Regions from separate parts of the Mus musculus genome. Here region 1 is linked to region 2. A link is a contact called in ENCODE Hi-C or POLR2A ChIA-PET data. All regions are on one chromosome and are shown on one strand. Each heading gives the region's core, a stretch centred on a gene start or an enhancer-like site at or near the end of the contact. The rest is flanking DNA. Distances are from core to core; before and after follow the strand shown. Region 1 holds the start of Pygb (brain glycogen phosphorylase). Region 2 holds the start of Entpd6 (ectonucleoside triphosphate diphosphohydrolase 6).

Region 1 (4,919 bases), core at 1,948-4,447, 38 kb before region 2:
TTTCAGGACAGCCAGGGCTATACAGAGAAACCCTGTCTCGAAAAAAAAAAAAACAAACAAAACAAAAAAACAAAAAACTAAGAGCTGCCAAGGTGACTCAGCAGCTGAAGCTACAGCCATCAACCCAAGCCATTAGCATGCCCAGGACCACATGCCTTCTGCACATGCAAAGAACTGAATTCTCAAAGTTCTCCTCTGGCCTGAACACAGATTTTGGTAGGATATGCACCTGCCTCATACATACGTGTACACACACACACACACACACACACACACACACACACGTTTTACATATAATAAGAAATAAGTTAGAAAAAAGCCCCAAATGTTTTTGCCAGTGCAGAGAAAGGATGCAGAAAACAAACTGAGCCACGCTTCCAATGTAATCTGTGAAACTACAGTTAACATGGCCCTGATAGCTCATCACTGTTTTCTAACCTTCCCCTCAGCATGCGTGTGAAGTTGCATATCTGTAAAAGGAGAACTAATAAAAGCACTGCTGTATCAAACAGGCCATCCTGCTTCCAGCCTGAGCCAAGCAGGGTCACATCCCCCAGGCACTCACTGCCAGAGCCTGGGATGGCTCTGACGTGGTTTGTTGGAAGTACATTCTTCACATGGTGCAGAGAGGTGAACTGGCTGACTGTCAGCATCAGTTACTCAGACAAACACTGAAAACCAGGGTATCAAACACCCAAAGCTGGGCTATGCTGGGCTATCTCTCCTGTCTCCTAAATGAGACAGGGGATTGTGCCAAGGGTACCTCAAACTCTGGGGCAGCTGAGTCTACAGGAACACACCATCGTACCTGTTGGGTAGATTGCTGCCCAGAGAGTCATTTCCTTAATCTCTGGACTCACCACAACAGGAGTCCTACAGTGTCCTCCAACTCCTGAGAAATGACCTTGAACTGCAGGCAAAGCTGGATCCCTTGTCATCCACTATTTGAACAACACCAGTGAATCTGAGCAACACAGCTCTTCTACTAACAAGGCATTCTGGGGGAGCCGCTGCTCCTGGCCAGTTTCCCTGGCAGTGATCCCAAGCCCTTGTTGCAATAACCTGTTTTAGCCATTTGGGGCCACTTCTTTAGAAGCTGCCTTGCATACTAACTATGAAGAAGCCCAACTAGCATTCTAACAGCCTGTCCTCAGCATCTTTATTTCAGGAAGGGAAAAAGCCCCAGAATGAGTTTGGAAAGCAATTAATTTTTACTCTTAGCAATTATCAAATATACTTTAATGCCCTATAAAAAAATTACTCTAAAAAGCTCTGTCACTAAGACAGCTGTTGGGTGCCCAGATTTCTTTTTTGTATGTTTGTTTGGTTTGGTTTTTTTGGCTTTTTTTGTTTGTTTGTTTGTTTTTCAAGACAGGGTTCCTCTGTATAGCCCTGGCTGTCCTGGAACTCACTCTGTAGACCAGGCTGGTCTTGAACTCAGAAATCTGCCTGTCTCTGCCTCCCAAGTGTGGGGATTAAAGGCGTGCGCCACCACCGCCCAGCTGGGTGCCCAGATTTCTATGGCAAATCAGATCATCACTAACTGGCCCCAGATAGGCAAGAGTTTTTTCCTTGCTAGTTTTCACTCTGTCTTAATACAAGATAGGCAGAATTCTCCATACCAAATGCAGAGAGAGAGAGAGAGAGAGAGAGAGAGAGAGAGAGAGAGAGAGAGAGAGAAATTCTTGCAACAGGGGATGTGTAAAAATATGATACCTGCATAAGCTTAAAAGCACCAGTATGTATTACTGACCCAGAGCCCTGTTTATGAGTGAAGCCACAAATGGTTTCGGATGAAATAAAAGCCACAAAATTGTGCAGCATACAAATATGCATACCTGTGTATTTAGGAACAGCAATTACCTGGAAACATAAACGGAACAGAATAAGGAGGACTGGGGGACCTGGTGGAGCTGGCACACGCCTTAATAATCCCAGCACTCTGGAGGCAGAGGCTGGTGGGTTTCCGTGGGTTTGAAGCCAGCTTAATTGCACAGAGTTAGCAGTCCAGCAGACAGAGCTGAGAAGTTTTGGGGGTTGGGGTGGTGAGAACTGTCAAAGGCTCCGTTCAGTGTATTTTGTTTTCCTACTAAGAATAAAGGTTTGCAAAACAGAAAAAATGCTACAACTTCTAAAGCAACTTGCTAACAAGTTTTGTCAAGGTGGAAACCTCAAAGGCAGCCTTCCCCACGAGGATTCCATCTTTGAGTTTCGGACCCTCTCCTGTTTCAGGCAGGCATTACAAGTGATTTTCTTCTCATCAGTCTCGGAGTAGGGGGTAGGGTGGGGAGCACGGGGCGGGGCAATTCCCTGCAGATTACTGATCTCACCCCTTTCCGACTCATAAAACTACCGGATCTAGTTCCAGTCCCCCATCTTCTTCGCTCGGGGCTGCAGAAAAACAAAAGGGGGAGGGGAGTGGGGGAGTAGAGGAAGCATGAACTCTGAAGCCATCTCGGAAGTCCACAGCTGGAAAACAGCCGGAAAATCCGCCGGCAAGAGCAGACCCCTAGAGCACTTCTCTGGGATGCGCAACTCCGCCGTGGGCAGAGGCCTGGCTCCATACAGCCAGATTCCAGACAACGTACCGGTGGGGGACTGACTGCGGTGGAAGACAAGGGGCCACTCAAAGCCATACTTAGGGACTGGGGACTGCGGGCCGGGGAGCAGGGGGATGGGTCTCAATTAAAACGAAACCCGAAAGAGAGGGTATGCACCGGTCCTTCGAAGGAGGATGCATAACTCTACTGTCTCTTCATTGGTCGCAGGTGACCGTGGTGCAACAGGGACCAGGCCCGTGGGCGATACTTGGGAGGGGGGGGGGGGCGGGACCCGCCCTGCCCTGGGCTCGGTCTCCCTCCCAGGGAGGGCGGGCTGCTCACCTTGGGGTCCCGCTCATAGTAATGCTGCTGCGTGCGGATCCAGCGGCCCACTAGGTGGTCGCGAACTGTGTGTGCCAGAGCGAAGAAGTAGTCGCGGGGCGTGGCCACATTGCGGTCCTTGACCAGCGTGAAATGCAGGTGTCTGTTGAAGCTCTTCCGCACCTCGGCCACGTCGCCCAGCCCCGCGATGCCACGCACGCTGATCTGCTTCTGCCTCTCACTGTCCGTCAACGGCTTCGCCATGGCGCCAGAAGAGGCAGAGGACAGGGTACGGCCCTGGAGCGAGCAGAGAAGACTCTAGCGCTGGGATGCTGCGGTGTCTCTGGCGCCAAGGACTGCAGCGGAGGCCGGCTCATACGGATTGCGCCTGCGCTTTGCGAGAGGGCCGGGCCCTGTGGATGGGCGTGGGCTGATCTGGAGGCGGAGCCTCGGAGAAAGAGCCCGTCAATCAGGCTGTTTCAGCCGGGAAGAGAACGTGGACGCTCGAGGGGAAATGGTTTATTCCTTTACTGGTGTGTCTGGGGCTGGAAAAACCGGACTGCAGCTTCCCCATACCTAAGATTTACCACTTTTATGAGGCAAAAGTAGAAACCGAACCAGTGGCTGCGCCTGCCACACTGGAAGGCAAACTCTTGCCATTCAGGGACTTCCTGGAGTTTCCGGGGCTGCAGGGACTGGCTCTGCACAGAATCACCAGATGCCCTTTTTAGGACTGCATTGGGTGCTCAGGTGTAGCTGAGCTCTGTTAAACGTTCAGAGAAGTGTGCACACGCTTGACAGACAGCCCCCAATACCTGCTGGGACTCGTCGCCAAGCTGACAGGTGGTTCTGAAAACACACGCAAGAAAAAAACGTTGTTTGTGCAAAAACTAAAAATTCATAAGTCATATCAATGTTTGTGCCTCCATGACACCACTTCAGCTCTGGAGAACAAACTGCATGGAACTCCTCAAAATACAAATCGCCAGTCTAGGCTGCAGTGACAAACACAAAAAATCTGCTGCAAATTAAGTATACAGCATTCTCTCCAAGGATGGGCAGAGGCTACTATCAATCACAACCTTTCTGGTTGTTAAAGAAAAATTCCATCCAGAAAGAAGTCAGCCATGCACAAGGAGAAGAAGGAGAAACATTTCATTGGTGAGCAGGGAAGCAAGCTGAGGTTCTGAAAGGGTTTAGGCCAGCCCAAATTTCTTACCGTTTATAGGTCAGGAGGCAACACTGCCTGCCTAGGGGACCATCTCAGAGTGGTCTCTGAATCCCTTAATCATTAAGGGAGTTTAGTTAGGAGTGTTTACAGCAACATAAATTGCAGAAACAAATGGTTTTATATAAGAATACATTATAATTTCAATAATATGTATCAGGCAGGTAGCAATAAAAAGGCATACAGGAATTGCAAATAACAGTAGTCTTGGACTGTAAAAGAACTTTTCTCTTAGCAAACTGTAAGAGGAGGTTCAGCATGACCTTAGTCCTCTGTGACAACCTTCCCTTCAGGCAGTTTTGGCAAATGTTTGTTTTCCAGATAAAGGGTGGGTGGTTTTTTTTTTTTTTTTTTTTTTTTAACAAGGCAGGACTCAACCTACCTAAGTAAAACTTTAATCCAATTGACTCCTACATAACCAGACACCAAGCTATCATAAAATTATACAGACATACATTCATACATGAATATATATAGTTTTTGAAGGAATACCCTATAGCTAGAGATCAGCCTCTCTGACAGAGACACATAACCCTTCACCATATGTGGGGAGCAGCTTTCAAAGCTGCCGCTTGGCACTCTTTCCCAGGGAGCTCTGGGATGAGACCCTCTGGTCATCGATATACAGTGCTGCCTCCTGTAAACTCCCTTGGCCCCAGAAGAACTGCCTTCCCTTGTTGTGGAGACGCTTTCCCCACATAGTGAGGTCAGTGACTTGCCTTCATTTGCCTCTTTAGGTTAGCTGATGGGGATGCAGACGGTCCTGCTTATGGAGATAAAGGTTGCCACAGGGGATGTCATAAAAGTCCAGGTGTAGGACTGGAGGTGTA
Region 2 (4,351 bases), core at 989-3,488:
AACTGGGCCAATTTTGTCCAATTCTGACCCTATCCTAAAACCTCTGCTAAAATCCTACTACCACTGCCTTCCCCAGCCCGAACATCTTCATCATGTGCTCTGAGCGCCCTACACCAACCTGGAAATACAAGACTCTACCTTTATACAACCTGACAACACTTATCAATTTGCATTTACAATCACTGCATTTACATATCAGCAAGCTCTGGATGATATGAACAATCCAAACAGAACATCATATCCAGGGGGTACAGGACCAGAACCAGACAAACTGGTCCACAGGGTGTCCATGTTTCAGAGGCTCAACTCCAAACATCAACTTTCTTCTGTCGGGTTGAAGTGTTTGTCCACAGCTAAGGGGTAGTGCACGAAGGACTACTTTTCTCTAGCTACGTCTCACACCCAGTGGTGGTATACTGATCAGACTCCCAAAAAGCTCACCGAGAACAGCTCAACCTTAGTTTGCACTTTGCCGAACAGCGTTTGCAGAAGCAGCAGCTTGAACTACAGCCAAGTGGAGAATGAGCAGGAAGTGGACCGGAACAGGAAGCAGCACACAGAGGCAAGCAGAGGTGACTTGGGGAGGTCCACCTCCTGTCAGGTAGATGCGGGAGTCAGAGAATGTTAGAGGGCGAGCGAGGAGGGGAGGCTAGATCTCAGAAATAGGCTCCATCTGATTCAAACTGGCAGCTGCCAGATCTTTTCAGGTTTGCATTAAAAGACAGGAACCAAGCTATGTGGGAAATGACTGCTGCACATGCTACACATGTGTCCAAAAATAAAGCATATTAACAAAGCATCATGTATTTCTCCTGGTAGTTGTAGAAAGAAAAAAAAACACATATATCTATATCTATATCTATATCTATATGTATATAGATATAGATATAGATAGATGAACAGTCCGGTGAAGACTGCCTCCTCCTGATTCTTTTGCAGGGTGCTATGCCTGCATGGGCCAGTAGGTTCTTCCAGACCTAAGTACACAGAGAGAGAGCTGTGTAACTCTCAGGTTCGTTCTGTCCATGAGGCTCCAGATGGGACTCAGATACACACCATCTTAGTCTACACTTCTTCCAGGGCAGGAGAAGGGGGGCGGGCAATATTCAGACTTACCTTTATGCTTGCTGCATTATTTTCAAGGACATTGTTAAAACGCTGGTAACAGGGATGGGGAAACCTCCCCTCAACGCTAGGTATTCAGCCCCCTTCATGGCTCTGCAGCACCCCAGGAGAGATCCTGTAATCACATTCCTCTGCCTCTCCCTAGGGAAGCTCCTTCCTCACTGTCTGAGAGTTTCCTATTCTGGCTATGAGCATTCCCTACGCCCCTCACCACACAGGATCTGCAGAGACACAAAAGGACCAGGTATTTTCAGGTGACTGATTTTTTTTTGGGGGGGGGGGGATATACTCTCAGGGTGAAGGGCTGTGTCCACTGTGACCTACTCAGCAATGTTGTCTCAAAACCAATTACTTCCTGATGCTTTTAAAATAAAAATGTGTTCTCACTGACTCCCTGTCCTACATTCTGGGTGTCTACATCTGGACCTTTCTCTCTCCTTTAACCTGAAGCACCTGTGGCCACACACCAACTCAGGTGGAACCACCCTGACCCCTGGTAAGTTCTTCCATGTCACCACCGTTCCCACCTTCCACACAATCAGAACACAGGGTTTCCCCGGTTTCCTGAGCCTCCCAGTTGGGCTATCCAGTGCAGAAGGGGAGGCGCCTGGGCCTGGTTCTGCTGGGGGCGGGTCAGCACAAGCCAGCAGAATGAATGGACGCGGCAGGGCTGTGGGCTACACTCGGGCAGAGACCCCTGCTGCTTGGCCTACAGCATAGCTCACGAGTCCCACGGTGTGTTGTAGACGTGCGAGGGCTACGCAGCAGGGTCGGAAAGACAGCCAGTTGAATGGACCGAGAGCGCAAGTGACCCCGAGGCCTCCCCCCGGAGCTGTCTCCGGGCCCAGGGAGGTATCAGGCATTGGAACTGCACCACGGGGAACCCCGTCCCTCGCGCGCGTGGGGAGACCAACCGTAGTCAGTCCTCCGGGCCAAGCACATTTCGCTGGCCCCGCTTACCCTGCACGGCTCCCTCGGCCCCGCAGGAGAGGTAGTGGCGTAGCCGGAGGCAGACAGCGACCACACACCGCGCGCCCAGCTCTCCAGCGCCGGTCCGCGTCAACAGAGCCTTAACGCGTGGAAGCAAACCCCAGCAGACGCCGAGAAGCTGTCTCCGCCTACGTGCACTTTGCGTCACCGGGTGGGCAGGACGGCGTTGATGCGCGTGTGCCATGGCGTTTGCCAGCCACGCAGGCGCAATAGCCATGTGCTCTTTGGGTGTTTATTTTTCTTTCTGCCAGTAGGGGGCTCTGGAGCTCCTGCTTATCTTGGATCCTTCTAACAAGTCCTGAGGTGTGGGAGGAACAGAGCCTTGTCTTGACTAGAGTAGGAGTTACTTCAATCTCATCCATCACCTCGTCCTTCTGTAGGCTTTCCTCCTGCATCCCTCCACACCCGAGTTGCTTCTTTTACTTTCAAGGGAATTCGTGATAGGATATGCATTCACAATAGAGAATGCGGTGCTATCAAGCGTCCTTTATCCTTGGCCATATTTTCTGATGTCTTCCTAGAAGCCACAAGGTTGTCAGCTCCTAACTGCAGCGAGACTCTGGATGTATGTCCCTAATTCATTTGTCTGAATATCTCCCAAGTTGTCTTTTCCCCACCGAACCAGGACTCCGCTTCTTCCTGCCCACGTGATGGCATCTATACATTGGGGTGCAGGACACTGGTCTTGTTCCTGGAGGACATCCCTGTCTATCGGCTGGGAAAGCCTAAAAGCAAGGATTTCTAATGAAAAGATGGGGTACTCAGGGAGTGAGTGGGTGGATGCTAACCACAGAGTGCGGGGATACTGTGTGAGAGTAGGGTTGGCAATCGCTATTAGTCCCGCGAAACTATTGTAAACAGCATGTGAGCAGCTCATTGGACCTTGCCTTGTCTCACTTTAATAAAACCACCAAGATCTGATTACAACGGAAGTCTATATGGTCTCTTATTTGGCGGATCTTAAAAGCTCTCCCCTCCCCACTTCCCTGGCTGTTTTGTTGTACATAGCACTACAGCATCCCAAGGACTGACTATCTTGCTACTCACTATGGATGTGCTGTGGGAGAGAGTCTTAGTATTGGAATTGGCTATGATAAACTATATGCTCTTTGAATACAACTCCAGAGATACGACTCAATTTTCTCTTCAGTTATTGTACTAATTAACACTCTTACAAATAATGTGTGAAAGCATGGGTTCCCCACGTCTTCAACGGTGGAGTCCTTCCAAACGCTGGGTTCTTTGCTAACTTGTAGTAGAAAAACTGCACCTCACAGTTTTGACTTAATTTTCTAGTGTTTTGAAGTTTGTTCGTGGACCTGTAAGGACCCTGCTTCTGTCTTCTGCCTTCACATCTTTTACCATCTTCTCCACTTTCACAATACTTCTCTCAAATTCTCTAGAATTTTTGTCTTAGTTTTTACAAGTGGTCATACTCACTACTTGGAAAGCTATTCTCTCAGGCATTTCCTTTTGTAGATCTTTTCTCACTTTTAAAATAACATAATGCCACCTTCTCAGACTGTTTCATTTACAGTGGACCTCTCCGAGCTATTCTCTACCATTCTTTGTGTATTTCCTTCACAGTATAAGTCATGCCCAACAGTTTGTTCTCTGTTTTACTACTGAAGTGTAAGCTTCCCAAGAGCAAATGATGTCATCTGCTCTGAGCAATAGTGCTTGCCCAGCACCTGGTATTTGCATATAAGGAGCCTACAACCTGACCCTGCCTATGGTATAGACATTCTAATGGTAGTAAAGAGATCCCATTATGACTGCCATTTCTTTGCAGTTCTCTTTAGTGCTTATGACAGCCAGCACAATCTAGATGGCAAAGGAGATAAAGGCTAACTTTCCCAGAAGCAACTACAGCCAAGTTCTCTGTTGTCTTGGAACAACCTTCGGCAACATCTTGAGCAGGAGGGAGCTTGAGAAAGAGTTCTTATTGAAACAGTGTCTTCTCCAGTGCTTTAGTTCAGAACATTAAGAGTCCTCTTAATAAACGAATAAAATCCAGAGTGGTCTGCTTTTCAAATTCTGAGGTACAAGTAGATGGCAGGTACTGTTGAGACATTTTTTATCCTAGCAGCCTTTCTGGATCTTAATGGAAGAGGGGGATGGCTAGCTATGTGCTTAGGAGGCTGTGGTCCCTGGCTGCTTATCTACAGGATATAAATACATTTGATGTAGATTGTTGAGTCTTACCATGCTGTGTGTTTAGGCAGAGACAAGGTGG

What was found. A loop is a pair of places that touch in the nucleus more often than their neighbours do. ChIA-PET counts read pairs that join two places held with the same protein, here RNA polymerase II (POLR2A).
Region 1: a map of heart shows a loop between it and region 2 (4-fold over the local background). The contact joins the promoter of Pygb here to the promoter of Entpd6 in region 2. A Hi-C loop is called at or near these places in 12 of 37 maps with a recorded cell type or tissue (CH12.LX, T-helper 17 cell, T-helper 2 cell and 4 more). POLR2A ChIA-PET finds 5 or more read pairs at or near these places in 2 of 5 experiments (Patski and embryonic stem cell).

Annotation. Positions count from the first base shown.
Region 1 is chr2:150,785,074-150,789,992 of GRCm38, reverse strand. Pygb (brain glycogen phosphorylase) reads right to left here and starts at 3,197. Exons shown (of 20, transcript NM_153781.1): 1 at 2,883-3,197. The coding sequence starts at 3,125. It overlaps Gm30141 (a long non-coding RNA gene), which reads left to right and starts at 3,241. Exons shown (of 3, transcript XR_375102.4): 1 at 3,241-4,022.
Region 2 is chr2:150,746,968-150,751,318 of GRCm38, reverse strand. It overlaps Entpd6 (ectonucleoside triphosphate diphosphohydrolase 6), which reads right to left and starts at 2,238. Exons shown (of 14, transcript NM_172117.5): 1 at 2,086-2,238.